Linked DNA regions of Mus musculus: region 1 is linked to region 2. The links are chromatin loops, found by intact Hi-C in ENCODE. Cell type or tissue: gastrocnemius. All regions are shown on one strand.

Region 1 (8,000 bases), 110 kb after region 2:
TTCCCTTGTAACGAGACCCCTGATCCACAGTAGGTTCCTGGTGAACTTGTCACTGTCCTTAAGAGGTCCTCAGTGACTCTTTGGGAAGGTTCAGCTCTCCAAGAGAACCTGTATAACAGCCCATACCTGGATCCCACAGCTCCCACCTTACAGTGGCCAGGACAGAGGTTAACAGTCAAGGAAAGGACACCCCCACCTCAGCTCCCACCATACTTACTTGGCTGCCCATAGAGTGTAAAACCTCTCCAGTGCCCACACTGGCAGAAGGAAGCGGGCCTCTGAGGGGAGGCTTAGACCTATCTGCTACTGGTTCTTTGCTGGCAGTATGGACCCGTGACAAGAAAACTCCCGAGATGCAGCCAGGGTCAGCTTCAGCCCTCCACAGTGGCCCCCCCTCAACACCCAGATGTAGGGGCTGATCTGGTTCAAGCCCTGAGGGCAGCAGCTTCCCAGAGTTCCACCTGCCACAGGATGGGACCTTTGTGTTGACAGACACTTCTGCCTCAGCCTCATCTTCACTCAGGGCCATTGAGCCTCCTCTATCAGGTTTCCTTTGAAGCCTTCAGGAACCTACAAAACCAGAGAAGGAAAAAGAAAAACAGATTTTCAGCCGGGCGTGGTGGCGCACGCCTTTAATCCCAGCACTCAGGAGGCAGAGGCAGGTGGATTTCTGAGTTCGAGGCCAGCCTGGTCTACAAAGTGAGTTCCAGGACAGCCAGGGCTACACAGAGAAACAGTCTCGAAAAACCAAAAAAAAAAAAAAATGTTAAAAAAAAAAAAAGAGAAACAGATTTTCTTGATGTGTGCATCAAAATCTTGATTTTAAGTGAAAACACACTTTTCTGGCCAAAGGAATAGTGACCATTTCCATGGCCACGTACCAAGGTCTGACTCGTCCTCAGCCCCAGACGCTTTCAAAGGGAATGCCCAAGTATGACTCTGTCCTCTGTAGTTGTGGTATTGTCTCCCAAGAGTCAGGACAGGTGTAACCAAGCAAAAGACTTGGGCAGCCTGTGCTGCAAAAAAAAAAAAAAAAAAAAAAGGCAGCAGAAGAAAAAAATGTATAAGCCAGCTGATCTGGGAGGAAGACCACACCCCAAGGCCATCTTCCTTGCCTGGAAGCTGAAGGGACAGGAAGCACACAAAGAAGGTAAGTGCAGGCTAATGGGTGTGACTAACACCCTGACCCTGGCTGGCCTGAGATGCTTTTGAGTGCAGCTCTACAGGTGCAGTTCAGGAAAAGGCTTGGGCCCCGTGTGTGTCGTCACCTCTTTACCTCAACCTCATTAAGATGTCCAGCTGGTCTTTGCCAGGCACAGCCCCCATAGTGGTTCTCTTCAGCCAATGGCTTGTTGGTTAGCATCCTGAGTCTGGGTCTGTCCTTTCTACCCCAGAGGATAGCAAGTTCAGGTAGCCTAGGACCTCACTGGGCTCAGGAGGATGCTTCGAACTATTTTTGGTGGGAGGAGACAACCAGACTATAGACTGGATGGGGCTTCCCATTCTCTGACCAATGACCAGAAACAGATCAGCGCCCCTTCTCAGGCTGCTGTGGTGTGTGCCGTAGAAAGCCGGGTGATAATGGGGTGAGTTCATGTGAGAAAGCAGAGCAGCCCAGGCAGACTGGTGAGGGAGGAGCTACAGAACAGGAGCTCCACACAACAGAGGGAAAGCAGGCTGGCCTCAACAGGCCAGCCAGTGCTCCTCCTGCCACTGGGGGGCCGACAGGAGGAGATCTAGCCTGAAGGGCATGCACGTGGGTACAAGGCAACAGTGCGCACGGAGTGTGTGCAGTCACCTGCACTGGGACTAACCTCAAAACTAAAACCTGGACAGGAACAGCCTCATTTTCCTCAGAGACTAGAAGCTGACAAGGCAGGTAGAAGTGGCCTCCTCAGGCTCATCCTGTTTGGCTTTCACACTAGGAAATGCAACTCAGGTAGAATATGAAATTCCTGCTCCCCCTTAACTGGGCACGTGTGGCTCAGGCCATTCTGACAGGACTTCAGAGAAAAGCATGCATTTTAAATGCAGCCAGCTCACTCTTGTAAGCGTCAGACCCTTCAGGGCTAATTCGACCCCACCTGTTTTCTGTTAGGAACAGTGCCTAACCTTTCACATAACAAGCCAAGTATTTCCCACTGAACAGTCCCACAAACACAGGCAAGCAGTATTAGTTTTTGTGTGACTCCTATCACTTGATACATACACAAACACAAGTTTCTTTCCACACCTATACTTTAAAAGTGCTGAACAGGGCAAGACATAGTATTCCAAACCTTGTCTCTCCCCACCTCAAAAGAAGCCCCCCCCCCCAGGAAATACCCCAAAACAGCACTAGGGATTGAACCTAGAATCTCAGAGCTCGTCTGGAGATCTAAGGGCAGTATAGCTCCTGGTATATCCTTGATTAGTGACCAGTCCTCTGTTAAGGAAAGTTATTCCCTTCAACTGTATTGATTTCCCCACAGGCTTTATAGCAAGCAGGAAAAAAGAAAACAAAAACAAAAAAAACCAAAAAAGCCAAGAAGGGTGAGGTTAGAATGAAACCGGATCACTCAGTTTTATTATAACTGGCACTGGACTAGGACTTCTAGAGTCTGCCCCACATCATTTTACTTTAGGTATATTTAAGCACAGCACAATTTTGGAAACAAAGTTTCCTGGTAACAATTAACTTCAGCCCCTGAATGCAGCACAGCTTAAGGAAGGCTCACACTGAAGCTCTTTACAAAGTCCATATGGCTTCAGCAGTAAGCTGGGTTCTTGTTGCCTCAGAAACAGTGCCCAGGATAAGGGTTTAGGGAGAATGACTGAGGTAAAGATAATGGCTGTGGGTGTCGGGACTGGCCTGGCTCTAAGATAACTGAGAAGTCACTTAGGCTGTTGTAATGCACAAGTGATATCACGCATAAGAATGGGCTTTACGGCTGAAAGCAATGCTCAAGATTTAGGGGGAAGGGTCTGGAAGACAGCAAGGGATCACCAGGCTCTGAAACTCCATCACTCCTGGCATTCTAGGCAGAGCTGCTACACACACCTCACTCCACTGAAGAGGTAAGCTGTGTGCTTCACTGTCCTGCCTTCTCCAGTGTGTATCTGTGTGCACAGGCCCTCTACACCCAGCCAGGATGGACACACAGGGGAGTGAAGAAGACAGGGGTGTCTGCCTCCCCAGCCAGATGCACTGAATCCACTCTGGCTGTCAACGGGGAGACACATGAAGCTGGACCCCTCTCACACCTCACATCTACAGTCGTCTGCGTGCTAAGGAGCCAAGTCTAGGACCCAGCTCTTGATGAACCAAACAAGGATCAGTAAGAGCACAAGTCCAAAGGCACCCAGAGCCAAAGAGGGTGGGCGAGGACCGGGAGAGGGAGCGGCGAGTTCTGATGAGAGATTTTCATGGAGCCACATCCTCACCTTGTGGCTCCTTAACAAACTGCACGGACTACTTGTGTGTGTGGTGTGTTCTTACTGATCCTTGTTTGGTTCATCAAGAGCCGGGTTCTGGACTTGACTCCTTAGCACGCACACGATTCGGGAAGGGAGGAGAATCTGGCTGCATGAAAAGACATGTAATAAAAATGTGTTTCTTTTTAAATGAGCATTCGCACCCATAACACATAAGTAAATGTAATAAAAGTTTTTCTTTTTAGAAAGGCCTGAAACTTGGGGATTTCCACTGAAATAGTACTTCTAAAGATAGAATATATGTGGTTACTCTCCCAGTTCAGAGAATCGAATTGTTTACAATCTGATTATGAATCTGCCTACTAAATCACAGTCTATCCTGCACTGTCGTCTTGCCGCTCTGTAAAAGTGACTATGATGCTGCGGTTTACTTTGGCTCACAGTTCAAGAATGCAGTCTGCCACCACGGGGAAATCCTGGAAGGGGACCCATGGCTGCTGGTGACACTGCATGTGCAGTATCGCATGAAGTGATGCCTGCTTGAGAGACAGTGCTCACATTCTTCCTCATCATCCATTCTGGGGCCCCAGCCACAGGTAGGGTGGTACCCACCTCAATTAACCAAGTCTAACAATCCGTATAGATACACCAGAAAACTGTTTCCTACATGATTCCATATCCTGTCGGGCTGACAATAATAACCATAACTCCATACCCAAACACACTTAACCACTGTCAAGTCATGGCCTTCCTTCTTTTGTCCCCCACCCACTAATAGGTTCATTGCAAGATAACTAATGGAAAACACGTTCAGTCCAACATAAAAAAGAAAACTCACACTTTAACAGATCCAATACTGATTAAACATGTAACTGCAGGGGGCTAGAGAGACGGCTCTGAGGTGAAGAGCACTGACTACTCTACCAGAGGACCCAGGTTTGATTCCCAGCATCTACATCGTGGCTCACAACCACCTGAAATGCCAGTTTTAGGGATCTGATTATCTATTCTGGCCTCCTCAGGCATCAGACTCGCATGTGGTACATACATAGATATACATACAGCCAAAACACTCATATACATATAAAAAAAGCATAGCCACCACTAAGTCTCTTCTGAAACTCAATAAATCTCTGATGTGTAAGCTCCTATACAATAAAAAACCAAAGTTACATACTTGCAGCATCGAGTGTTTAGGATATACACTCCCATCCCCACAGGGAAGAATGCAGTGATAGCAAAGAGTACGATCAAAGCAAGACCAAGCGCAGGAGAGCAAACACCAACTCTTGCAGCTCCACAGGAGCTGGCATTTGGGACCCATAATGCAACACTTTGGGTTCCAAAGGGCTTGGGTAGCCCTGCCTTTCCAGATGCTTGTACCACCTCTCTTGAGTAGGCCCCAGTCCACACATGCAGCTTTCCTTTACAGATGTACCATGTTTAGTCATTGCCAGCATAAAAAGTAAACGCTGCACCCTGCTCCTCTTTATGAGAAAGAGCACAGAACTGCTACTCAAGGGACTACTTATCCTCTAGCATCTTCCAGGGAGCACCACAAACTCACCCTCAAACCTCTCAGGTAGTTCTCAGAGCCTGCAAAGGCTACTTGACCCATCAGCTATCACCATGTTCAGCACTGTGTATATGTTAACAGCAGGGGACACCTGACCTTTCCTGGTATCTGTTGAGTCACCCTCAAGCAAGCTCATCCCAGCTGCCTGCCTTCTTCCCACACATTCCTGTTTAGAGCAAATGGGAGAGGACTGGCAAGTTGGGGAGGGGGGGCACTTTCACTTCTGTCTAACTCATTCAAATAGATGCATGATTCACCAAGGAGCAAATCTCTGAACAACAAAAAATTCCCGTGTGATTCTTTAAGTAGCAACTCCCTTGGAAACAAATGCATGCATCCCAACTGTCAACATTTCTGTTCTGACAAGTGCTGTCTGTGTACCCATGGCCACTGACAGCCACCTGTACTGGCAGGGATGCCCCTTTCAGTTTGGGGCCTCAACAATGAAACGTCACAGGACTCACAGGTAGCGAGAAATGCCATAAATACCCAGCAGCAGATCATGTCTAGTAAGCAAGAAAGAGGAAGGGAGCGAGTGGGAAGATGGAGCCCAGCAGGGCTTGGAGCTTCAAGGCTTCTGGAGTGTCACAGTGGAGGTCACGCTAGGCAGGACGGCAACAGTGAAGTCCGTAATGACAAAAGAGAAGACAGACTTGAGCTGGCTCTGAGGCTAGCTTCAAGCAGGGTGGATATCAGGAAAACTGTGGTCACAGATTGAAGAAAGGAGACACGTTCTCACAAACTGCCCTCTCCCCACCACATGCAGTATGCTGCCTCTGACCTCCACACAAAATAACTGTTTCACATGATGGGGATTCCTGAGGAGAGCTATAGTGAGGGACAGATACAAGCGACACACACTGCATACACATATGAAAACTTCCTCTTTAGAATTAGCTTTGAGGTTTTATTTTTGTGTACATGTATGTTGTACCTACAGAAGTCAGAAGAGGGGTGGGTCCCCTGGGACTGAAGTTGTAGAGGCCAGGTTGGTGTTGGGAACTGAGCCTGGGTCCTCTAGAACGGCAGCCAGTGCACATAACTGCTAAGCGAGCTCTCCAGCCCCTATATGAAATGTTCAAAAAATTAAAATTTTTAAGAAATTTCAACTTTGTGGTCATGTGGGTGGATAGTGGTGGTGTAGTGGTACTGCCCTGACAGAGGGGTGGGCAGTGGTGGCCCAAGGCCTGGTACATATTTTCAGAGCCTCTTCCTGCCACAACAGGGTAAGGACTTTAAAAGCATAAATCTAAGAATACTCTCTGGGGTCAGAGCAGCAATCACAAAAGGTTTGAGGGATGGCCTCAAGACAGAAAGACAGACACCAGAAGAAGCAAGAGTTATACAGATATTTGGTAGTGGTACCTGGGTGGGTGGGTGGGTGGGGCATCTTAAGACAGGTCTCTGTGTTTATATAGCTCAGTCTCAGAGATCCACCTGCCTCTCTCTCCCGAGTGCTCTGGTAGGTCTAAGTATTTCTTCTTATCTTAGGTATTTTATAAACCTTGGAATTGGCACTATTACTCTTCCTAGCCATGTTTTTTTGTCCTGTCGTGCTGGGGCCTAAATTCCACTTTATAGATGAGAGAACTAAGGCACACGTGAATTTATCCTGAATTAGTAGTATGAAAGGGACTAAAGTCTGAATTGATTCAGAGAGCCCAGCTGCTTCCTTAACCTGTAAAAATAATCCAACAACTTAAAGGCTTTTAAAAGTTCCGGTTCCCTCAACGTTGGGCTTCACTTGTTCTTGTTTTCTTTTGGTTTCCTTCCCTTACAGACCTTTCATCCTGTTAGGGGGCGGGGAAACCACTTCATTGCCAACCCAGGCCCATATGGGCTGCCCAGAGAAGGGTATGTTTTTCAGTTGTGGGGGTAGGGAAAAAGTTTTTAAAAGCTTCTGTGATGATGTGAAGCTGGGTTCCCTTACACCCACTGTTCCTAAGTGATCCAGAATTTAACCCAGTCCGCTGGAGAGAACTAGGTGAGTAGTGGCTTGTATTTGAACCAAGCCCAAAGCAAAAAGTGTCGCAAGCTGTATACCAGACTACCTCTTTCCTTGTCTCGGACCCCATCAATTCCCAGTAAGGTCTACTCTGCTCGGGCACTGGGAGTTTTTAGCTTTTATTATTATTTTTTTAATTTTTAATTGAATAAAACATGGTAATTATAAAATTACTAAGTTTGGGGCATGTGCTCCCGGGCTGCTGAGACTGGCTAACAGGTGACAGATGACAAGGGTAGATCTTAGAGATAAAAAGTGCGCCGCTTTGCTTTCCTCCTCCGGATGCGTTCACTGGGCCATGGAAGCAGCAGCCGTCCAGACGCGAGCGGCTGTGGCTGTGACCCGCCGGTTCTCCGCGACCAAGGTCGACGCGCGCACAGCTGCATGGGGCTGCCAGAGGTGCGGCCCCACGCGCTCTGCAGGCCGCGCTGGCCCTCCACAGCCTGCCCCTCCGCTCGCCTCCACCCGGCACGGTCCGCAAGATGGAGGCGAACGCGCGAGGCGCCCCCATCGCGGCCAGCCTTTGTGCCCTCCAGGCCGCGGGCCTCCCCCAGGGTCCCCCACGCGGAGCCCCGGGCACGAGGGGAATGCCCCGACTCGAGTCTTGGCGCCGCGACACTCGAGCCGGCCACAGCCTTTTTACCTCACTCCACACCGCCGCACGTCCCGAGCGACCCGCGTAGCTGGGCCAGGGTCCCAGGCGGCGACGACGGGGCCTCCCGCGGGCGCCCGCACTCCTGGGGAGGGAGGGCCAGGCGCCCGCCACGCCCTCCGCCCTTGCCGCTTCTCCGCGGAGGACGCCCCATGAAGCAACCAATCCAAACTCTCCGTTCGGATGCTTCACCAATCCACAGCTCGTATCTGCCATGGGAACCCGCCCCCTGCAGGACCCTGGCCTATGGGTGGCCGGAGCTTCTTTCTCCGCTGTCCGGACGCGCGTGCCAGCTGGGTGTTCGCGGTCCTGGCGTCCACGCAGGCCCACGCGGATAGCAAGGCGCGCTCTCC
Region 2 (8,000 bases):
CCTAGGTTTCCTCAGATCTGAAGATGAAAGACACACTAGCTCATCTTTGATATACTTTAGCTCATGGCCGGACTCTTCTAAGCCTTCCTTGGCTATCGCACTCTTCTGTTCACTCCCAGCTCAGACCCCTAAATCTGCCCTCAGCTTAGTTATGTTTCTAATATCCTGCCTGCTACCCCAGGCCCAACTGGGGAAGCAGCCAATGGCCACTCCACCTGAGATCTCACTTGGCTGATGCTCTTTCTCCCTCCCAAGCATAGTGAGGCTTTTCTCCTCTCCTGCATCTGTTAGCCTGCCTGCAGGAAAACTGGAAGTTCTGCCTATTCTGCCCAGCTCATTGGCTGCTAGCATCTTTACTGATTGATCAAGAACCAGTTGGGAAACAGAGCCTTCAGTGTTTACATATAGATTCTCAATCAAACAATTTTATACCACCACCACCACCACCATCGCACACAACAGAACCACCAGCCCTGGGATGATAGGTAACTCCCATAGTGGACTGGGCCCTCCCCCATCATCATTAATCAAGAAAATGCTGTGTAGACTTACCTACAGGCCAAGCATTTTTTTTCAGTTAAGATTCCCGTTTCCAAAATGACTCTAGCTTGTGTCAAGCTGGCATTAAAAAACTAGCCAGCCTATTGTCTAAAAGCCATTGGTAGTGAAAGACCCACATGAGGACTCCCCCACGTTCTGACTCAGGAGAGGCGACACCCCAAATCACTCACAAGAAACAGTCTTGATGCAAACCTCAAGAGGACTTTTATTCCAGGCACACTCTGGAGCCCACAGTCTTACACCACACAGGGGTAGAGGACCGTGTGGACACTGAGTAGCTGGAGAGGGGGTATTTAAAGGAAAAAAACCACAACCCAAGGGGTTAGGGAGGGCGTTATTGGAAAATACCGAGAATATCAGTGAAAAATCACAAGGGGGTACTAAAAATCACAAGTGGAGACTCCCTGCTTCTCAAGATTGTTCTCAAAATTTTAATCTAACTTTTGTGGTGGGCTAGTTCCTGGGACAGGGTCACTGAACCGGCTTGTGTAATTACCTGTTCTGTGGTCAGCCAGTTCTCGGAACAGTCTGTTTCAGGGACCAACTATTTTTCTTTCTTGGCTCCAACGTGGTCTAAGGGGCCAAACTTAAATTTTCTACCTTACAGTAGGTCTCAGGCACTCTATATATTCAGAAATGAACTCATGTTGGATTATAGAAGGATTTCTGGTAGTTAGATAACAGCCAGCATTCCTTATGAACTTTTGAAATAGGTGGCCCATCCCCAAAAGGAATTGTTTTCCTTGCCCCTGCACAAGATACTTGGTTCTTGCAGTGGTTTAAATAAGAATGGCCCCCATAGACTCACAGACTTAAATGCTTAGGGGTGGCATTATTTGAAAGGATTAAGGGGTGTGGCCTTGTTGGGGTAGGTGTGGCCTTGTCAGGGTAGGTATGGCCTTGTTGGAAGAAGTGTGTCACTGGAGCTGGGCTTTGAGGTTCCAAAAGATGAATCCTAGTCCAGTCTATCTCTTCCTGCTGCCTACAGATCCAGATGTAGAACTCTCAGCTACTTCTCCAGTAACACGTCTGCCTGCATGCTACCATGCTTTCCACCCTAATAACAGTGAACCTGTAAGCCAGCCCCAGTTAAATATTTTCCTTTATAAAAGTTGCCATGGTCATGGTGTCTGCTCACAGCAATTGAACACTAACACATTGGCACACACCTGAGGTTACGTATCAAAGCTGGTTGTTCTCCAGGCTCCTTCAGTCCCTACACACAAGGACTTGTTATACATCTGGAAACCTACATGTTAGTAGCATCCTAGCCTCTTTCACCTTCCCAGGGTTCCCGCCTTCCAGATACAGTTTTGTTTTCTATATAATGACAAGGTTTCCCCGGCTGCAGCCATCCCCTACTGTCTCTTGCTATTCACTGTTCTACGGTTTCTCACTTCTTTGCAGCTAACACTGATCATGTCCATTCTACTTCTTTCTCTGTGCTCTGGACTCTTCCAGATGCCTCTGGATATCTTCTCTCTCTTATTCACAACAGAAACCTCCTTAACCACACTATTAGGATGGCTCACTAAGCCCCACTTAAAGTATTTCATAGCTTTCCAAATCCAAACTCCCCAAATCCTCATTCTTCCAAACAAAAGCATGATCAGGCTTACCACAGCAATACCCCAGAACCTGGTACCAACTTCTGTCTTAGTTAGGGTTTTACTGCTGTGAACACACACCCTGACCAAGGCAACTTTTTTAAATTTTCTTTTTCTTTTTTATTTATTTATTTATTTATTTATTTTTGGTTTTTCAAGACAGGGTCTCTCTGTATAGTCCTGGCTATCCTGGAACTCACTTTGTAGACCAGGCTGGCCTCAAACTCAGAAATCCACCTGCCTCTGCCTCCCAAGTGCTGGGATTAAAGGCGTGCTCCACCACCATCTGGCTAAGGCAACTCTTATAAGGACAACATTTAATTGGGTCTGGCTAACAGGTTCAGAGGTTCACTCCATTATCATCAAGGTGGGAGCATGGCAGGGTCCAGGAAGGCATGGTACAGGAAGAGCTGAGAGTTCTACGTGTTCATCTGGAGGCTGCTAGGAAAAGACTGGCTTCCAGGTAGCTAGGACAAGGGTCTTAAAGGCCACACCTACAGTGACACACCTAGTCCAACAAGGCTACATTTCCTAATATTGCCACTCCCTGGGCCAAGCATACACAAACCATCGCCCGCAGGGTGTCTATTTCAGTGGTTTTTTTTACTGTGCCTCCTCACAGTCATGGACTTGAAATAATTCAAATTCCCATCAGCTACAGAGAAAATAAAATCACTTGATTTTTTTTTTCCTTTTTGTAGTTCAGCTTGGCTAGAAACTCGCTATGTAACTCAGGCTGTCCTTCAACATTTGGGAATCCTCCTGCCTTAGCCTCTCAAATGATGGAATTATAGGTATGAGCCACCATGTCTCACAGTGCTGGTGCATTTTAAAATAGAATTACTTTAAAAAGTATGTCTTGCTGGGCGTGGTGGCACACGCCTTTAATCCCAGCACCAGGGAGGCAGAGGCAGGCAGATTTCTGAGTTCGAGGCCAGCATGGTCTACAAAGTGAGTTCCAGGATAGCCAGGGCTATACAGAGAAACCCTGTCTTAAAAAAAAAAATGTCTTTTTTACTTATGTGCATCTGTGTGTGTGCACAGGCATATGGGTACCCGTAGAGGTCAAAAGATGGTTTGGAGTCCCCGGAGCTGGAGTACCAGGCAGGTGTGTGCCCTACTCAGTGTGGGTTGCTGAGAACCAGACTCGGGTCCTTTGCAAGAATTCCTGTTTTAAAGTATAGACTGCTGGGCTAAGAGGTAGCTGAGAGAGATTGTTGCTCTTGTAGAGAAACAGAGTTTGGTCCTGAGGACTTGTGTTGGGACACCTACTGATGGCAATTCCCCTAGGCTCTGCCAACAGCTACCTAGCGTCGGCTTGCATAGCCGCCTGACAGGTGTGAGCCAACCTGGTGAAAAGAAGGTCTGCTTGGTCTGTGTGTCTGTCTCTTTGTGTGTGTGTGTGTCTCTCTCTCCTCTCTTTCCCATGTGTTCCTGGCCAGTCTCTTCCTCTCTCTTTCAGTCCTTCTCTGTCCCCCTCCTTCCTCTGCCTCTATCTCTTTTCTAGGTCTCCTCCCCTTCCCACCAATAACTGCTCTTCATGCTAGGTCTGTCACATGGCTTGGTTGTTCATGGTGACACCATAGCCAGGTCTGCTAAGGTGCTCTCTCCAGCCACATTATACTGTGTTTTATAAAACATGATACCTACAATGGCTTGTAACTCCAACTCCTGGGATCTAAGTTCTTTGGCCTCCAAAGGCATCCATTTATACATCGTGTAAATCTTAAACAAACAAACAAAAAGCTGGAAGATTTTAAAGGAATTTATTATAATATACAATTTGGGAAATGGTACAGGTATATGTTAAGTCAAAAAGGTATAATACAAGAGCACATAGTGTTGACTTCCTTGATATGCTGGTCAAGAACAGGGTAAGCTCATCTCTGCTGTTAAAAGTCAGGATGGTGGCAGCTGGCTGTGGTGACATGCTGTGGTGACATGCTCCTCTAATTCCAGTGATCGAGAGGCTGAGACGCAAGAGTTCAGGTCAAGGTCAGCCTGGGCTGGTTAATGAACGCAAGGCCAACCTGGGGATACTCATCGGGAATTTGTCTCGGGCTGGTGAGATGGCTCAGCGGTTAGGAGCACGGACTGCTCTTCCAAAGGTCCTGAGTTCAAATCCCAGCAACCACATGGTGGCTCGCAACCATCCGTAATGAGATCTGATGCCCTCTTCTGGAGTGTCTGAAGACAGCTACAGTGTATATAAGAAAGAAAGAAAGAAAGAAAGAAAGAAAGAAAGAAAGAAAGAAAGAAAGAAAGAAAGAAAGAAAGAAAGAAAGAAAGAAAGAAAGAGAGAGAAAGAAAGAACTTGTCTCAAACAAATCCAAACAGTAGTCAGAACAGTGAGTAAGCAGGGAAGTAAGGGAGAACTCTCAAGGCTGCTGGAACATCCTGTATTTTAATCTGGATGAATTTGTTTATAACTTGTAATGTTTATACCTTTCCAAAGTGTCATTTAGAGAGCTAGTTAAAGCTTCAATTTTTTTTTTTTTTTTTCCGAGACAGGGTTTCTCTGTGCAGCCCTGGCTATCCTGGAACTCACTCTATAGACCAGGCTGACCTCGAACCCAGAAATCTGCCTGCCTCTGCCTCCCGAGTGCTGGGATTAAAGGCGCAAGCCACCACGCCCGGCAAAAGTTTCTATATTTTGTTACATAATCACGTATTATAATCATTTCACTAAGAAAGTGAGAACATGAGCCGGGCAGCTTAGTTTCTTGGGTGTCTACCAGAATTTACCAGCAGAGGGCAGGGCTGGACAGCACCTGAAAGTGGAGACTTGGGGGAATCCAGACTTTCGGTTTCCATCTGCTTCTGCAAATGCGAAGTGACCAACCACAGTACTTGAACCACAGGGCGTCCTTCCAGGTTAAGGTGGCAGAGTCAAAGGGCAAAATGCTTTCAATCCATGTGTAGGGTCCCAGTCGCTACTCTCCCCATGTGAGGACCATTGCCCTCTGCCCTGTCATAACTGTTCACTTTGATGGTCACAACATAAAATAAAACCTTCTCTACTGTCTTCCACCTCCCATGACACAGTACCCCTCCATCACATTGCTTTCACCTTCCAGTCCCTCCTTCCGCCTAGAACATGCTGCCCTCTCTGCCCTGCCAGGCTCTTTTTTTTTTTTTTTTTTTTTCGAGACAGGGTTTCTCTGTGTAGCTCTGGCTGTCCTGGAACTCACTTTGTAGACCAGACTGGCCTGGAACTCGGAAATCTGCCTGCCTCTGCCTCCCAAGTGCTGGGATTAAAGGCGTGCGCCACCATGCCCGGCCACTGCTGTCTCCTAATGCAGCCCAGAAACCAATGTGTCCTTCATGAAATTACTTTTGCAAGGGCCGTCCTTGAACCCTTTTCCAGACCAGGTGTCACTTGTACTCTGTTAATAATTTCCTACTGTCCTTACTGTCCTTGGGATGAAGTTCAAAGCCCACTGCAGAGCCCCTAAGGCTCTAAGTAATCTAGTTGTTGGCTAGGATCTCACCTGTCTCCATTCTATACTGTTGTTGAGGCAGGGTATCAGGTAGCCAGTGCTGGCCTTGAACTTGCCTTGTAGCCACGAATGACCTTGAACTCCTGATCCTCTGACCTCTGTCTCCCAGGTGCTGTGGTAATAAGCATGCCCACACCTAACACTCCATTCTTTTGACTGTGCCCTCCTCCAGTAAGTCATTCCCAACCATAAAATTGTATCATTGCTACTTTCATAACTGTAATATTTCTACTGTTATGAGTTACAATGTAATTATTTTTGGAGATAGAGGTTTACCAAAGAGGTCGTGACCTACAGGTTGAGAGCCACTGCTCTAAGTCTATGCACACTACCCCCTTCCCTAACAGGACTTCTTTCCTTCCATGTATAATTTAAAGCATTACCCACATCTGCCTACTTGCTTATTTAATATGTGTCTCCTACTTGAGACTGTGCATTTTAATTAACACCAGCTGAGACTGTATCTGATTATTCATTCTTCTTTTAAGCAAGTAGGACCAAGCATTTGCTAGATTTGGAGTAGATGCTCATGTTTGAGCTAGCCTCTTAAATATAGACCTTGATCCCATCAAGGCAAGAGGTGGATGGTCTTTCTTGCCGCAGACCCTCTGGGTCCCTTTGTCTGCGCGGAACGGGTCTCTGGGTGCAGATGGGCAAGGAGTTGGCGGGTGACAGACAGACCAACACACGAGATTGTGTAGAATCTGAATGTATTGTCACAAAGTGAACACCAGTCTTATATAGTACAGAAAATAAAAGGGGTAGGAAGTCACAGCAGGCAAAGTACATTGAAGTTGCCTGACACAAAACAAAGGAATGACTTCAAAAAGATTTACAGGAACCAGGTAAATGTTTACAGTAAAGATAAAGCAGTCCTGCCTAGGGTCAACTTAATGACAGGTAAGGATTTCACACTCTAGTGCTATACCTTTGAACCTTGTGAAGGCTAGCACCAGGGGGTTCTGCTCTTAGCAGACCTCATGAATAATGCAATACCACAACCCCTCTATTTCCTAGGCCTTGCTAAATTCTTATATGAGTGTAACTTTTAAGTATCTGGAGAATCTCCATTTGTCAGAAGAATTCACCAACTTGCTTCCAATATGTAATGTAGCCTGTACTGAAGATTTCTATTTCAGTGGGATTCCCTGGCTTTCATGGTAAACACTCTGTAGACCAGCTTTGAGATGCTTTGGCTCCATCTCTTGTAATGCTTAATTAGCTACTGAATGGGTAACTTCCTAATTGCATTCCTACCAGATTCCAAGATCAACGGCTTCTGGAACCTTGGAACACTGGCGAAGGCTCTGGCTATGTCAGAATTCAATCTTAAAAGGCACTTATAATAAGATAATACTAAAAGAGAGCATGTGGATCCATACAGCAGACTAATGCGGGGATAGGGTATGAGTATACAGGTTAATGAGAACACCAAAACTCCAGGAGGTGAGTTTCTGTGAAACTCTGCCTCATGAGTGCTTCTAGGCTTCGCAGCCTGTCAAGCAGACTTCACTCGAGTGAGTGGCACTTTCTGTTACTTTAGTTTAAAAAAAAAATCAAATGGGGGCTAGAGAGATGGTTCAGTGGTTAAATGCACCGACTGCTCTTACAGAGTTCCTGAGTTCAACTCCCACCAACCACATGGTGGCTCACAACCATCTATAATGGGATCTGATGCCCTCTTCTGGTGTGTCCAAGAGAGTGACAGTGTACTCATATACATAAAATAAATCTTTTTTAAAAATACTAAAAAAATTAAAAATCCAGTGAACTGAATGGACCGAACGGACTGCAGCCTGAATCTCTGACCTTCTCATTGCATCTCTCACTAGGATATGTCCATGTTCTGTGCCTTCTCAAACTTGCAGCGGGTCCACTGATGCAGCTCTGGCTCTGGCTGCAGGCGTTCAGGACCAGAAACCAACTCTGGTAGCTGACTCAGTGTGTGACCCTGTGCAAGGCACTTCATTTCTCAACTTTACCCTTTCTACCTCTAAAATGTGAGACTAATATTATATTAACTAATACTACATACAAGATTTCAAAGATATGTGTGTGCACATTTATATACACTTGCACGTCTTTAAATACTCTAAAGCTATATCCTTAAAACTTCACGGCAGTTGCTGGGCCAATCAGGGTTATATAGAAAGATTCTATCCCAAACAACAACAACAACAACAACAACAAAATTGAAAACAGATTCCCAAATTGATAAAAACCTTTGTCCTCAGGTCCCCTCTGTTCTGGGTGGGCTGCATTCGGTAGCTATGGCAGTGACTGTGAACTGCCCTGAAGTAGTTGGCATCAAGCTGTGTGCTAATATCCACTC

Evidence for each region. Hi-C counts contacts between places; a loop is a spot of excess contacts. Peaks named below come from ENCODE experiments on the same cell type or tissue, not always from the same donor. Only the 100,000 strongest peaks of a DNase experiment are listed, where the experiment ranks them.
Region 1: a loop joins it to region 2, with 3 times the contacts of the local background. A loop is called at or near these places in 15 of 42 quality-filtered maps.

Annotation. Positions count from the first base shown.
Region 1 is chr11:20,241,669-20,249,668 of GRCm38, forward strand. Cep68 (centrosomal protein 68) reads right to left here and starts at 7,756. Exons shown (of 7, transcript NM_172260.3): 1 at 7,639-7,756; 2 at 218-570. The coding sequence starts at 529. In gastrocnemius, CTCF peaks have their summits at 1,740, 3,435 and 7,889 (motif pointing left); DNase peaks (open chromatin) are centred at 1,713 and 7,857; H3K4me3 peaks cover 1,632 bases; H3K27ac peaks cover 3,907 bases.
Region 2 is chr11:20,128,196-20,136,195 of GRCm38, forward strand. No RefSeq gene overlaps it. Among named protein-coding and RNA genes, the nearest start is that of Actr2, 19 kb to the left of the region's middle. In gastrocnemius, a CTCF peak has its summit at 4,920 (motif pointing right); a DNase peak (open chromatin) is centred at 4,927; H3K4me3 peaks cover 611 bases; H3K27ac peaks cover 490 bases.